Linked DNA regions of Homo sapiens: region 2 is linked to region 1. The links are chromatin contacts, found by Hi-C or POLR2A ChIA-PET in ENCODE. All regions are on one chromosome and are shown on one strand. The core of a region is the stretch at or near the end of the contact, and the rest is flanking DNA. Distances in the headings are between cores, read along the strand shown. Region 1 holds the start of SHC3 (SHC adaptor protein 3). Region 2 has its middle 65 kb from the start of SHC3.

Evidence for each region. A loop is a pair of places that touch in the nucleus more often than their neighbours do. ChIA-PET counts read pairs that join two places held with the same protein, here RNA polymerase II (POLR2A). Pooled maps may share reads with other maps.
Region 2: a loop to region 1 is called in a map of colonic mucosa, with 2.1 times the contacts of the local background. The contact joins the enhancer-like site here to the promoter of SHC3 in region 1. A Hi-C loop is called at or near these places in 2 of 168 maps with a recorded cell type or tissue (cardiac septum and colonic mucosa) and 3 of 50 pooled maps. POLR2A ChIA-PET finds 5 or more read pairs at or near these places in 3 of 52 experiments (H1, IMR-90 and K562).

What each region holds. Positions count from the first base shown.
Region 1 is chr9:89,174,845-89,182,236 of GRCh38, forward strand. It overlaps SHC3 (SHC adaptor protein 3), which reads right to left and starts at 3,974. Exons shown (of 12, transcript NM_016848.6): 1 at 3,143-3,974. The coding sequence starts at 3,616.
Region 2 is chr9:89,240,513-89,247,904 of GRCh38, forward strand. No RefSeq gene overlaps it. Among named protein-coding and RNA genes, the nearest start is that of SHC3, 65 kb to the left of the region's middle. Within about 2 kb of position 3,204, at least 3 of the 41 ENCODE cell types and tissues checked have a DNase peak (open chromatin) inside an H3K27ac peak, as active enhancers do.

The sequences.
Region 1 (7,392 bases), core at 2,724-5,223:
CTCCTGTCCCCTGCACTGTTCATATTCCTTCCTACAGTTTCCCCACCGTGGATCTGAGGACAGAGAAGGTGGAGGACCAGGATATTGCCTTTTGAACCTGCTAAAGACCAGCAGCCTCCTTGAGTGATTGGGGTCCTACCCAGGCTTGACTTTAGGATAAGATAATTTAAAGGTGGGCAGCACCGTAATCAATACTCATTGGTATTTCTTTTAGGTCCAAATATCAAATACTTTTAAAATGGAAATTTAATGAAAATAGTCATTGTTCTTTGCTGTTGGATTTTTCTTTTCTATCAAGAGCATAGTTCCTTGTTCTTTCTTTTACGTCACCAAAAGAAAAAAGGAAATGTCAAGATACTTAGGGGAGTAAAAAGGTGCTGCCAATGAGGCCCAGCTGAAAAGAATATAAACCTCTAGGCAGAGTAAGCTGCAGCCTTTCTGTGTGCATAGCCCCATTCTGTTATTTAGCAGCAAACTCAATGATGGACCAATTAGACATGCTTTGAGCTTTGAATTCTACTGTTGCTCAGGAACTTCTTCCATGTTTAAATTTTAAGTCCTTCATTAATTCACATTCTAAGCTGTTGCTCAAATAGTTTAATGTTTCCTAGATGATCAAAATTCACCAGACTTCTGTATTTTACAGTCCCTGTTCTCAGATTAAGTTGAAATATTTTTGAATTATAATTCATATGTGCAATATCCTAATATCACCTGTAAGTAGGTATTTCTTTGAGGGGGAAAATCTATAATACAGTATATAAATTTTCCAGGAAACTAGAAAACATTTGGGGGCTTTATTTTTAATTTAGAAAAAAATTATATCAAAGAGAATAATGCATCCTTTCCCAAACCCTAAACCTTTATATTTTACTATTGGTATCTAGTCATATGATAAAGATGGCCCATTTCTATCTACCAGAAATCTTTTAAAGTAAGGATACCGGTAGAACTATTCAAAAATTCTAAATAACGCCAAATTAAGATTGTTTTCAGTTTAACAATTTTTCAATAAAATAAGTTCGAGGTTTTAAACTCAACATGGGCAATGCGGGAATTTGCACATGTGCGCCAACAGAGGGCCATGTGATAATTTGAATCAAACATGCACACACACTTTAGCATCTGGTTTTCTTTCTGCGTGATTTCAAACTTCTCCAGGACAGCAGAGGACAATGCCTGCGTTTATGTTCACATCACAGCACCATTCATGGCTGCTAATGAACAAGGAACCAAAACATGGATGGTACAGAGCCCTAATTAGTCATGCCATGCACCCCTCAACCCATCACTGCAACCCCTTAAATTTGAGGCAACACAAAGTAACCCCAAGACACAGACAAGCTCTGTGCAGATCCAGCCCTTTGACTATGAATACTACTGCTGATGCTGCCAGTAAGTCACAAACCTTACAGCAACAGATTGTCGACGCAGAGCCGTCTTATTTTCGTACATTCATCATTATTTTGCCACATTTGACCTTTCAAACTTGATGCTGGCCTTCCTTCTTTAAAAAGCAAAAGCAAAGTTCTAAGCAAAGTGATTAAAACAAAAATTTAAAGCCATAAGTTTGAGAATTCTCCCTCAATTTGAAAACTACTCTGTTTAATATGACAGGTAGAAAAAGCTTTGCCAAGGTCTATTTGTCTATTTGAAATGTAGGCTTTTTAAAACAGCAATTATGCTAACACCCCAGAAGTAAACACAACCTCAAAGCTGTCAGGGATTTTTGGTTTGGTTTGTTTTTTTCTTTTTGTTTTGGCCCCTGGTTATATAATTTAAATAAGCAAAACAAGAAGAATATTCAGTACCTCTTAAAATAAACTCAACCAAATATGCATATATTATGCTCATCTATACCCCTTTGGTAAAATATAATAATCCATAGTTTGAAGGTTAAATTAAAAAGCAGACTGAAAAGGTGAAGAAGCCCTCTTTTAACAACAATGGCCACATTCATCTGTAAGTACTTTTTATATAGTTAAAGGCAATCCACAAAGTTAAGTATTTCTGTTAATATTTTGGTTCCGAAATTACCAGACACTGCATTTTACCTGAGGATGTGTTCTATTTAATTTTTACACTGGAATCTGCAGCCAATATTTACGGAACAGACATCCTGGGGGTTTCTCAGTGTTATTGAGGACACGGTGGGGATAGAGTTTGTGTCTCATTTCTTTCTCAATACAAAGCCATGCCTTGGAGTGGCAGGATTGAAATACTGCAACTTCCATCCTTAACCCCTGTCTGCTCGGCTGTGGAGGCTGTTAAAGCTCTGAGCTGCCCAACCGGCAGAAGGAAATAACCGCGTGGCAGATTACTTGAACTGTGCTGAGCATTTTTCCTTAAATATCATAACATGCTTGCATAAGGGTGGAATTTTATTGACTACATCGTGATTTTATCATCTTTGTGTTGGAGGAAAAAACTCCTTTCCAGCCTGTGGCTCCAAGCGCAGCGCCCTAGTTCCCTTTTAGCACATTTAAATGGAAGACTACAGTCACCAGAAAAATAGTCCCAGAATTCTCATTCCGCTGCTGTAAACCAGAACCTTTCCTTAGGGAATGAAAGACAAACCCCAAGAAAACCTGGACTGGGTGAGAAAGTAAAGCCCGTCGAAGAGAAAGCAGCACAGCATTTGGCCTGCTCTGCAAGGAGCTGGGAATTCTTGCTGCGGGGGGCAACAAGATACCCACCCTCCCGCCGGGGAAGACACAGCAGGAGTAGGGCCGCCACTCCGTGCATCTCTCCTCCCGGGGGCTGCCCAGCTCTCCCCAGCGCGTTTCCTAGATACTAGGCAGGCCGGACCCCCGCTGCCCAGGGTTGGGCGCCCATGACACTGGTCAGACATCTGGTAAGCCAGGTGGCAAAGGCGTGCCAAAAAAGTGGAGCCTAGGGAAAACCGGGACGGAGCGGGCCACCCGAGTGGTAAACCTTTTCCCAATGGATGCGGGAAAAGCGCATTTGTAGTTCCCTCCTCACCGCTGTCAAGCGAGCTGATTGCTAAGGAGTGCGCATTTGCTTGCCTCTAACGTGACAGTCGCGGGAGCGCCCCGCACCCCGGGCTTCAGGGAATGAAGGAGTCTGCCCCGAACTGGCCCCAGAACCCCCAGCCCCCAGGGCGGCCCGCGCCCGCACCCACCTTGACCACGTAGGTGACTCCGGGCCCCAGCACCTGGTCGCTGGCGTGCGGCGCCCCCCGAGGGGGCCTGGGCAGCGGCTCGTCGCCGGGCCGGCCCTTCCTGGCGGCGCTCATGGCCGGGGCGCGGGGCGCCGAGGGCGCACTGCCGTCCGGGGCGGCCAGGCTGGGCGCGCTGCAGCTGCCCGAGAGCCGCGCGCCCGCCCGCTCCCGGGCGGCCGACGACAGGCCGCGGAGGCCCGAGCTGGAGAGTTTCAGGTGGGACACCTTGTGGAGCAGGTGGCCCAGGCTGCCGGGCCCATCGTCGGGCGCCTTGCGCAGCGCCTCGCCGGACACCAAGTAGGGAGCCGCCGCCGGGGTCGCGCGCGCCGCCGAAACCTTGCCTCCGCCGCCGCTCACCGACAGGCTGTGGAGAAGGTCATCGACCGATGTCACCGAGTCATTCCTGAAGCGGTTATACTTGGTGCGTGGAAGCATGCCCCTCCGTGGGCTCGCTGCATCCGCCCGGGCGCTGCTGGTGCCGGCCCCGGCGCGGGCTGCCGCGCATAGCAGGCGAGCCACTGTCCCCGGAGCGGGACGGAGAGTGGGGGCCCCGGGACAGCCTTCTGGAGAACGAGAGCAGAGCAAGAGGATGGTGCCCTCCCACCGTTAAAAGCCAGCACAGCGGCGGCCGCGCAGCCCCGGCCCGGGAGACCGCTGCTTGGGGTTGCACGTTTGCTTTGCAAAAGTCATAGTTGCCTCTGATGGAGCGCCCAGCTGCTTGGGGCTGCTCACAGCAAAAGCATGACTCACTCTGAGAGGAGACCCTTCTCAACAAAGGCTCGGTGAGCACTGCAAATCACTTCCTGTAGCAGAAGAAAAAAAAGGAAAAAAAGAAGAAAAAAACGACATCCACCCGCTGACAGCACACTATAGCCAATCAATTCTCAAATTTCCTTTTTCTACCTTCCCAGATATTTCCTTCCAACCTTTGATTTTTCACCTTCCCATCCCCCGCAATCTGCATTTGTGCCAAAGGTAAATCCAATCCAGTTCCTTCAAATCGTCAAATGAACTTTCTGAAACCCATTATTCTGTTAGGTTTTGCTCGTCCCTGCTCAGCCCATCTGTGTGAGCCTGTAAAAGTGTCTAACAGCGATGCGTTAAAATGTGACGAAGGCTTTTTAAGAATCAGATCTTCAGCGAATCCTGATGAATCTTGACTTGGAAGGCAGCAGGAATTTTTAAATAGAAAAAAACAAAAAGGATATTCACCCCCAGGTGACTGTAAAATACCAATTTCCTGGGTTTTGCTTTTTCTTTTCAAATTAACAGAGCAGCGATGACAAGTGTCTTTGTGGCAATGCAGTTCCTCAAAAAAAAAAAAAAAAAAAAATCTGCATATGAACTTCTGCACAGTGCCAATCAAGGGGTCTTCCCTGCTCATTTACAGCAGTCTTTCTCAGCCAGGGTTAAGTTGAATATCCACTTCCAAAAAAGAAGAGTGCTTCTTTCACGAGTGGCAACAGGCTCCAGAAATCCATTCCAAAAAAGGGGCTGCATTTGAAGCTTTAATCCTACTGAATGTGTTTAAGCTCTGGAAAAACGCCTAAGAAATGCTACAAATACATTTCAATGTTCCTTCAGTTGCTGCTTGCAACCCTGCAGTCAGGAAGGAAAAAATGCAGCTGTTCTTATTGCACATCAAATCCACAAGGAGGAAAATATGCCTTCTTTTCAGGAGTCAGGCTCGGGCTTGCAAGTAAAATGCACAGGCCTTCTTCCTCTCAGTTAGGAGAGCAAGGCTTTCGCTGTCCCCAGAGGTCTGCCCGAGACTGAAGCCCTCTGACTCTTGACCTCAGTGGGCTCTGCCAGGCTTCCTCATGCATTAGGATCACCTGCTCCACAGTGAAACACTCACTATCAAAGTTTTCCCGCAACTTCTGAGCAAGCGAATAAATTCAGCTCTAGCACACTCTCAGGTCACCCTGAGTCCTCTCACTCCCATGACCGAACATGTGGGGCACGTGAGGTCCTGAGTCTTGAACCCTGCTCTATGGAGCAGAGTTTAATGAGCGCCACTCATGGCGGGCGAGCGGGTGAGGCCAACCCCTAGGACGCAAGAGCGCAGAGGAGCCGCGGCGTCCCCGGTACAGGAAACGCGTCCCCACGGCTCGCCTCCTGTGCCGCAGCCCTAGCAGAACAGCTACACGGCACTCATTTGTTCCCTTTCCCTAGCTTGCATAGCAACAGCAATTGCACACCCCATAGATGATTTTGATGGTTATCAGAGTCCTCCCCAGATCTGTAGCGAAACAGCCCTATCATTCCCAAAGCGAGATCTTCATTAGATGCAGACAAAAACCGCAAAATGTGAATGAAATGCTGTTTGTGTGAATGAAAAGGCTAGCGAGCGAGCCAGCGTTTCTGTGAATGAAGCAGGGCCTTGCAGCCGGTGCCAGGCAATCCCCTGGGCTCCAGCGGCCTCAGCCAATGAGCGGCCGCCCCGATGACTCATTCAACAAAGGCTTGCTCAATAGTGGAAGATTCCATTTCAATCAAAGGCGGGATCTTTTATCCAACGGCAGTGTGGGAAAAAAAAAAAGAAAAAGAAAAAAAAACACCCAGCCGGATTACAAAGATACCGGGAGGAAGAGGCCAGCTGCTATGGAGAGGAAAAGCTAGTTTTACAAGGGAATTCAAGATCCCTTGGTCAGGTCTAAGTGTGAAGAGGGTCTCTCTTGGAGGTGAGCTGTGCCCCTAAACTTTCATTCAGCCGTTCATTTACATCAAGGAGCAACCATGAATGTGCCAGTCGTTCAGCTTTTATTATGAATGTACATTGAATGCACGTTCAAAACCTAGGTTCCTAGCCCTTGATTCTTTTTTTGTAAAAGGCATGTAGGACACCTGTACACGTTCTGAGGCTCCAGGGAGGAAAAAAAATCCAAAGCTATGTACTTAACGTTTAGCCAACAGGAGACTTTTATTTCTTTTATTATGAGGCCAGTGGAGGGAAATTGGTCATTTTAAAATATAAATAGCAACATAAATTTACTATATATGAAAAGATATATAATCAAAGACAGAAATTAATATTCCAAGAACACAGTAGTACGGTAAAACCTCACTTACCTGGAAAATAGTATCAACATTTTGGAACGTAGCAGAAAGATGGAAAAAGAAAAACCCGAAGGCCTCTCAGCATCAAAAGGAGGCTGTGCAGCCCACACAGAAGCTCACACACCCTACTCATGAGAAAACCCTTTGCCCTTTCTGGGGAGCTGTTCATGTTTATTTTAGACCCTGTACCAGAAAGCCCACATATCTTCTTGATCAACATAGAGACAGATGAGAGAGGAGACCACTGGGACAGAAAATGCTAAATGTAAATGAAATTTTCTGTTGCTGGCTTGCTTGATAGCCATGGAAGGAAGCAGGAAAAAAAAACTCCATTTTAAAGTCAGCCTTGAGATTCACCAAAGCCAGGCAGTCTGGGGCAATTTACAATGAGAGCCTTTCCAGTATGTTGTGGTTTTTCTTTTTTAAATCAATGCTTAAACACGTATTTGCTTTCTATGGCTGCCGTAACAAATGACCACAAAATCAATGGCTTAGAATAACACAATTTATTATCTTCCAGTTTGTAGGTAAGAAGTCCAAATGGGTCATGCTGGGATCCAGCATGGGTGTGGGCCGAGCTGGTTCCTCTGGAGGCTCTGAGGGAGAATCCACAAATTTCTGAGAAGGTGCCATGAGCTGGGCCCTGGGGAAAGTGGTTTTGCCTTCTGGAAGGCAGAAGATCTGAAATTAATGTTATAACCTAGTTAAGACTATGTGAATTTTGTAATATGTGTGAGATACAAAAACTTGACCAAAGGAGTGAGCTTGTCCTGAGGATGCGGAGGTGACCCCTGACCCCAGTGGAGGCATCCTCCAGGTGACTTCACAGGAGGAAACTGTGTGGGCAAGGGCTCCAGGCCTGAGCAGTCCAGAGTCTCCCAGAATCCCTGGTAGGTTGGTTGGGTTGGTGAGGAGGTCAGGAGGCTGGGCACTCATAAAGGCTTAGAGGGGTGATGAGGTTTGGATGTGTGTCCCCTCCAAATCTCATGTTGAAATGTGACCCTCAGTGTTGGAGGTGGGGCCTGGTGGGAGGTGACTGAATCATGGGGGTGGATCCCTCATGAATAGCTTAGCACCATTCCCTTGGTGATAAGTGAGTTCTTGCTCTGAGCTTACATGAGATTTGCTTGGATAAAAGAATATGGCGGCCT
Region 2 (7,392 bases), core at 1,954-4,453, 65 kb after region 1:
GAAAAATTGAGGGAGAAAAAAAAAGTCACCAGAGAAACTGAAAACTCAAAAATAAATTTTAAGAGGGCAAAAACTAGCTACAGATCAGGAGAAAATATTTGCAAACCATGTATTTAACCAAAGACTAGTATCCTGAATAAACAAAGAACTTGCAAAACTTGACAATTAAGAAAAGTCAATTAGAAAATGGGTAAAAGATGTAAACAGACATTTCGCTGAAGAGGACATACAGATGGCAAATAAACACATGAAAATAAGTCTAATGCCATTAGTCATTAGGGAAATGCAAATTTAAATCATAATGGGATATCACTACATATACATCTATCAGAATAATAATTAGTGACAACACCAAATGCTGGGGATGATACAGAGAAACTGAGTCACTCCTACATTGCTGGGAATATGGAATGGTACAGCCACCCTGAAAACAGTTTGGCAGTTTCTTATATAACCAAACCTGAAAAATACCATATGATCCACAATTTGTATCCTTGGGCATTTATCCCAGAGAAACAAAAACTTATATTCACACAACACCTACACACGAATATTTATAGCAGCCTTATTAGTAATAGCTGAAATCTGGAAACAGCCCAAGTGTCCTTCAATGAGTGAATAAACTGCAGTATGTGTGGTATAGTGCAAAATACTACTCAGTATTTTTTTAAATGAATGATTGATACAAGCAACAACTTGGATGACTCTCCAGAGATTATGCTAAATTAAAAAGCCAATCCCAAAAGATTACCTACTGTATGATTCCATTTAATAACATTCCCCAACTGACAAAATTATAGAAGTGGAAACCAGATTAGTCGTTGCCAGGCACTATGGAAGGTGGAGGGAGGCAGTGAGAGGTGAGCATGACAGGAGAACACAGGGATGCTCGTAGGGATGGACTATTCCATATCTCGACTGTGGTGGTGGATACACAGACCTACATATATGATAAAATTGCATAAAACCTTCAGAGGTATTTAAACCAGAGCAACTCCATCTTGAATAGGAACTGGACAAAATGAGGATGAGACCTACTGAGCTGCATTCCCAGGAGGTTAAGGTGTTCTTAGTCGCAAGGTGAGATAGGAGGTCAGCACAAGATAAGGTCATAAAAACCTTGCTGATAAAACAGGTTGCAGTCAAGAAGCCGGCTAAAACCCACCAAAGGCAAGATGGCAATGACAGTGACCTCTGGTCATCCTCATTGCTACACTCCCATCCGTGCCAGGACAGTTTACAAATGCCATGGCAACATCAGAAAGTTACCCTCCATGGTCTAAAAAGGGCAGGCATGAAAAATCCACCCCTTATTTAGCATATAATCAAGATAATACCATAAAAATGTGCAACCAGCAGCCCACGGGGCTGCTCTGCCTATGGAGTAGCCATTCTTTTATTCCCTTACTTTTTTAATAAACTTGCTTTCACTTTATGGACTTGCCCTGAATTCTTGCAAAATTCAAGAACCCTCTTTTGGGGTCTGGATCAGGACCTCTTTCTGGTAACAGAACTACACACAGGCACACATACACAAACAAGTACATGTAAAATAAAACAGAAAAAAAAACTGAATAAGAGGAGTGGATTGTATCAATGCCAACATTTTCCTTCATTATTGCTTTTGTTAAAAAAAAAACCTTAATTTTGTTGATCTTCTCTATTTTTTTTATTAGTTTCCCTAGCTGTGATATTGTACTATAGTTTTGTCAAGATGTTACCACTGGGAAAAACTGGGTAAACAATACAGAGGATCTCTCTATCTCTATTATTTCTTACAACTGCATGTTGTTGACAAAAGAGCCAAAGTCTGTAAAATACTTAAAGGGATTTATCAGAGACTTTATGAATGATCATGGTCTGGGGTACAGTCTCAAGAGGTCCTGAGAAAGTGCACCAGAGATGGTGAGGTATAGCTTGAGTTTGTTGTTGTTGTTGTTTTTGTTTTTTGAGATGGAGTTTTGCTCGTCACCCAGGCTGGGGTGCAATGGTGTGATCTCGGCTCACTGCAACCTCTGCCTCCCGGGTTCAGGCAATTCTCCTGCCTCAGCCTCCTGAGTAGCTGAGATTACAGGCACGCACCACCATGCCTGGCTAATTTTATATTTTTAGTAGAGACGAGTGTCGCCATGTTGGCCAGGCTGGTCTCGAACTCCTGATTGATCCACCCGCCTCGGCCTATATATTTCAGAGACAAGGGTCCAGGTCATAGGTGGATTCAAAGATTTTCTGATTGGCAAATGGTTGAAAAGTTAAACTTTGCCGAAAGAGGTAAAGTCAGCATAAAGAAACACTTGAAGTTAAGACGAGGGGCATTGTGGGAGCTGAGATGTACATGAAGCTGTCATGTAGATGAAGCCTCTTAAGTGGCAAGCTTCAGAGAGAGTACATGGTAAATGTTTCCTTTCAGACCTGAAAAGGTATCAGATTCTTCATTAAATCTCTCCTAGATCTAGGAAATACTAGAAAGGAAAGGAAATTCTCTACAGAGGCAAATTTCCCCACAACACACGGCTTTGCTGGACCATTTCAAAATATGTCAAAGAAATATATTTTGGGGTGAAATACTTTAATTTCCTTTAGGGCCTGTTATCTGTATGTGAGGCTATACCAGAGTCAGGTTGGAATTTGGTACCTTATTGCCAAAGAGTCTGTTTTGTCAGTCTTATGGTCTCTATTTTAATATTAATGCTGGTCAACTGTGCCTAGGCTTCAAAAGTGAGGGGGTATAATGAGGGTGTCTAATCTCTCCCTTCCCATTATGGCCTGAAATTTAGTTTTTCAGGTTTCCCTTGGCCCAGAAAGTGTCTATTTGGTTGGTTGAGGAGCTTAGGATTTTATTTTTGTTTACAATGTGAATCTGTTAGCACTAGGGAACATACCCAAGTCACACAGCACCAAAGTATGTTAGCAGCAGCACGTATGGGTCTGCAGCAACCTCAATTCTTGCCTCCTTAGAAGAAAGAATTTGGCGAAGGTGCACAAGGCAGAGTGAGAGACTGGGGCAAGTTTTAGAGCAGGAGTAAATGTTTATTTAAAAGTTTTGGAGCAGGAACGAAAGTAAAGCACACTCGGAAGAGGGCCAAGAGGCAACTTGAGAGATTCAAGGGTATGGTTTGACCTTTGATTTGGGTCTTAGATGTTGGCATGCTTCCAGGGTTGCATTACCTCTCCCCTAATTCTTCCCTTGGGGTGGGCTGTCCACATGTGCAGTGACCTGCCAGCACGTGGAAGGGGCTGCATGTGCAGTGTGTTTGCTGAAGTTGTACACATACTCACTTGAAGCGTTTTCCCCTTATCAGTCGAGTGTTCCTTGGGGAAGGTCATATACCAATTAAACTCTGCCATTTTGCCTCTTATTGTACATGCTTGAGCCCACTCACTCAACTCCTGAGATCTTATCAGGAAGCTGCTGATCACCAGCTTTAGGTGTTTTTCTGTTTCCTAGGAGACTGCCTTTCCCTGGCACCGGCTGTGACCAATTAGAGCAATTATTATTTTAGAGAGACAATTTACAACCACCTGACCATCACCTGATGGTCACCTGACATTCCTGGGTGATGGGGCCCTCTCCTGCCCTGCTCGTGTCTGACTACCCACTGTAACAAATCTGTAATGATCTCAAAATTTAAAAGTTTAATAATAATACACCCATGTTCATAGCAGCATTGTTCACAATAGCCAAAATGTGGAAGTCACCCTCCTCCATTGACAGGTGAATGGATAAACAAAATGTGTTACATCAATTCCATGAAATATTATTCAACCTTTCGAAGGAAGGAAATTCTGTCACATGCTACAACAGGGGTGAACCTTGACAACATTATACTAAGTGAAATAAGTCAATCACAAAAAACCAAAAACTGTGTGATTTCACTCATATGAAATGTATCTAGGGTAGTCACATTCATAGAGATGGAAAGTAGAATGGTGATTGCCAGAGGCTGCAGGAGGAGGAATGGGGATGTGCTGTTTAATGGGAACAGAGTTTTGGCTTTGCAAGATGAAAAGAGTTCTGGGGATGGATGGTGGTGTTAGCTGCACAACAATATGAATGTCCTTAATGCCACTGAATTATACACTTAAAAATTGTTAAGATGCTAAATTTTATGTTGTGTGCGTTTTACCACAATTTAAAATTTTTTTAACTTTAATAATTTTTTAAAACTAGCTTAAGCAAAGAAAAACTGGAAGTGATTCATTGGCTTAGAGGCATGAGTCTGGGTTCAGGTGTGGCTGGCCCTGGGGATTCAAATGATGTCACCGAGACCTGTCCTCTCCAATTTTTGGGGCTGCTCTCCTCTCTGTCACGTTCACCTCAGGCCAGCTCTCTCCACTTGAGGGCAAAGATTGCCAGGGGCAACTCCAGGCTCATATTGTTTACCATATACAACATCCAAGGAGAAGAGCAAAATCCTCCCCCCGCCAATAACCACACCAATCCCTGAAAAGAGCTGGGCAGGGCCAACTGAGGCCACGGGTCATCCTTGGCATGGGGAAGGTGGGAAAGTGTGATTTACCACCCTAACCTGTATTACCTGGAATGCCTTGGGAATCTATTTCAGGAAGGGAAGTCCACAGGCAGACGTCCACCACAATGAGGTTGCAAAATCTGTAACATCAAAACTATATTTTGACCTGATGGCACCACAGTGACAAGTGATTTTTCACAGAATAAGTAAATCCTGAACTACCTAGACATAAAAATAGGTGAAATCACACACACTCATAGAAATAATTCTCTAGTGATAACTAAATCACTAGAATTATATAGTATTAAAATTTTATGTTGTAAAGAAAATGAGAACTTATAATCAATGGAGATAAAGAAAATAGCTTAGAGTTAGGGACAAAAGTGTTCCGTGCTTCAATAGCATGTATTTTGGCTGTATTTGGCAGGAAGTTTCATCTCTAATGAGAGTCTCCCCTCCACTTGCTGTAGAAGGTTTCCTTGAAACAGCCTGCAGTGATCGCTGGCTAGAGGACACTGGGGATGCACAATGTGACACCATTTCTAACCTATTTCCAAGTGTAACTTAAGGTACTTATTTTTCCAAAGAAAACTTCCTTTGACCAGGACTTGTGCTAAGCAGGCATTTGCAGGACATGTACTGAATGCAGAAATTAAAGGATGAGAGGAGGCCGGGCACGGTGGCTCATGCCTGTAATCCCAGCACTTTGGGAGGCCGAGGAGGGTGGATCTCAAGGTCAAGAGATCAAGACCATCCTGGCCAACATGGTGAAACCCTATCTCTACTAAAAATACAAAAATTAGCTGGGCGTGGTGGCGTGCACCTGTAGTCCCAGCTACTGGGGAGACTGAAGCAGGAGAATCACTTGAAACTGGCAGGCAAAGGTTTCAGTGAGCCGAGATCACACCACTGCACTCCAGCCTGGTGACAGAGTGAGACTCTGTCTCAAAAAAAAAAAAAGATGAGAGGAGCAGAGGAGCAGGGCTGTGGCCTGGGCTTACTCTGAGCAGCTGGCCATGGCTCCTGCTGTAGACAGGCTCCCCCAGCAGCCTTCCCACACCTGTGTCATGCCTTCCCTGTACAGAGCGTGGAACGCTCATAAGAAGGCAAATGAGGCTGGCATGTCCAGGAAGCTACGACTGGGAGTGAGTTCAGGGTCTGCTCCCTGTGACTGTGGCCTCAAGGGCAGGGCCCGTGATGCTGCTGGGTGATTTCTCTGGCTGCACTGTTCCTGGTTGTTCCTGGTTGTAGCAGCAAGTCATGGTCCACTGTGCCTCCCAGGAACTCTGCCTACTGCCTAATACTCTGGATTTATACAGTTAGAGAAAATTTATTTGCAAAAGCCATCAGTCAAGTCACCTGAGGGTCAGGATTCATGGCTTGGTTGATTCCAAAGGCAGCAATCCAACTGACTCTCCCCACTGTGTGTACCAAGCTCTGTGTGCTGACCAGAATCACCCCTCAATCCCCTGGAGGCCCCTCAGTCCTCATTCACTTTGTCCCTCCAGGTGTGGGCCATGACTGGTGTTCTTACAGGACATGAGCATCAATCAACTCAATACCCAGCCCTAATCATGCCTTTTGCTAAAAAGCCTTATCCTACCACCAAGCCAACATTGTCGCTTCTAGCCACAGTCTCCCCTGACACTCCACACACATATCTCTTTGTGCCCATCACACTGGTCTGTGATAGTCTGCTCCCTGGTTGCATGGACTTGCACAAAGGTCAGGATCATTCCCATCACGTTGTCAACAAATGCTTCTTAATGGACTTGAATTCATTTATTATATTAGCATTCTCCAGAGAAACAGATCCAATAGGGTGTGCGTGTGTGTGTGTGTGTGTGTGTGTAGCAAAAGAGAGAGAGGGGGGGAAGATTTATTTTATAGAATTGGCTCTCACAATTGTGAACCTATAACGTGAGGTCCAAAATCTGCATGATGGGCCAGAAGGCTGGAGACCTAGGGAAGCGTTGTGCTGCCGCTTAAGTAGCAAGCCAGTCTGGAGGCAGAATTCCTCCTTCTCAGGGGCGGTTGGTGTTGTTCTCTTAAGTCCTTCAACTGATTCGGTGAGGACTGCCCACATTATGGAGAGCCACATGCTTTACACAAAGCCTGCTGATTTAAATGTTAATCTAGCTAAAAAAAAAAAAAATACCTTCACAGTGACTTCTAGACTTGTGTTTGACCACCTATCTGGGTACCATAGCCTAGTCAAAGTGACACCTAAAATTACCCACATCCATTTTATACCATCTAGATGTTCAATAAGTGATAAAGGAAGGGAGGGGAGAGGGAAGAATGGAAAAAAATTAGCTGGTTCTAAAAATGCTTTGGTAAATCACAAAAATTATTAAAATAAAAATGTAGTTTCCCTAATGCCTACTTTTGTCACAGCCCAACAGGTTCTTGTTGCCTGATTCCCTGAAATAAACAAACAATAACAACAACAAAACCACAGTTTTGTTGAGAACAGTAGGTGTTACAACAAAGAAAGAATTTAATAATGGCAGGGCCAGCTAAGCGAGGAGAACAGGGAGAAATTTCTCAAACTCGTCTCCTTGAGGATTCAGAGGCTGGGGTTTCTTAAGGGTACTTTGGTGAGCAGGAGCCTGGGGCACTGGAACAATGGATTGGCTGCGGATGAAATCACAGGAGCCTCTAAAGCTGTCTTCCTGCAGCTGAGTCATCCAGGGGAAAGGGAGGTTCTCAAGACCAGGTGGTGTCTCTTGGTTTACTAAGATGCTAAATCTGAAAAAATGTCCCAAAGACCAGTTCTTTAGTTTTCACTATAATTATGTTATCTATAGGAGTAATTGAGGAAGTTATGAATCTTGCAACCCCCAGTTACATGACTCCAGGGCAGTCAGCAACTTACAGGAAAACATGCTCAGCAATGGCAGGTCATTGTTCAATGCTG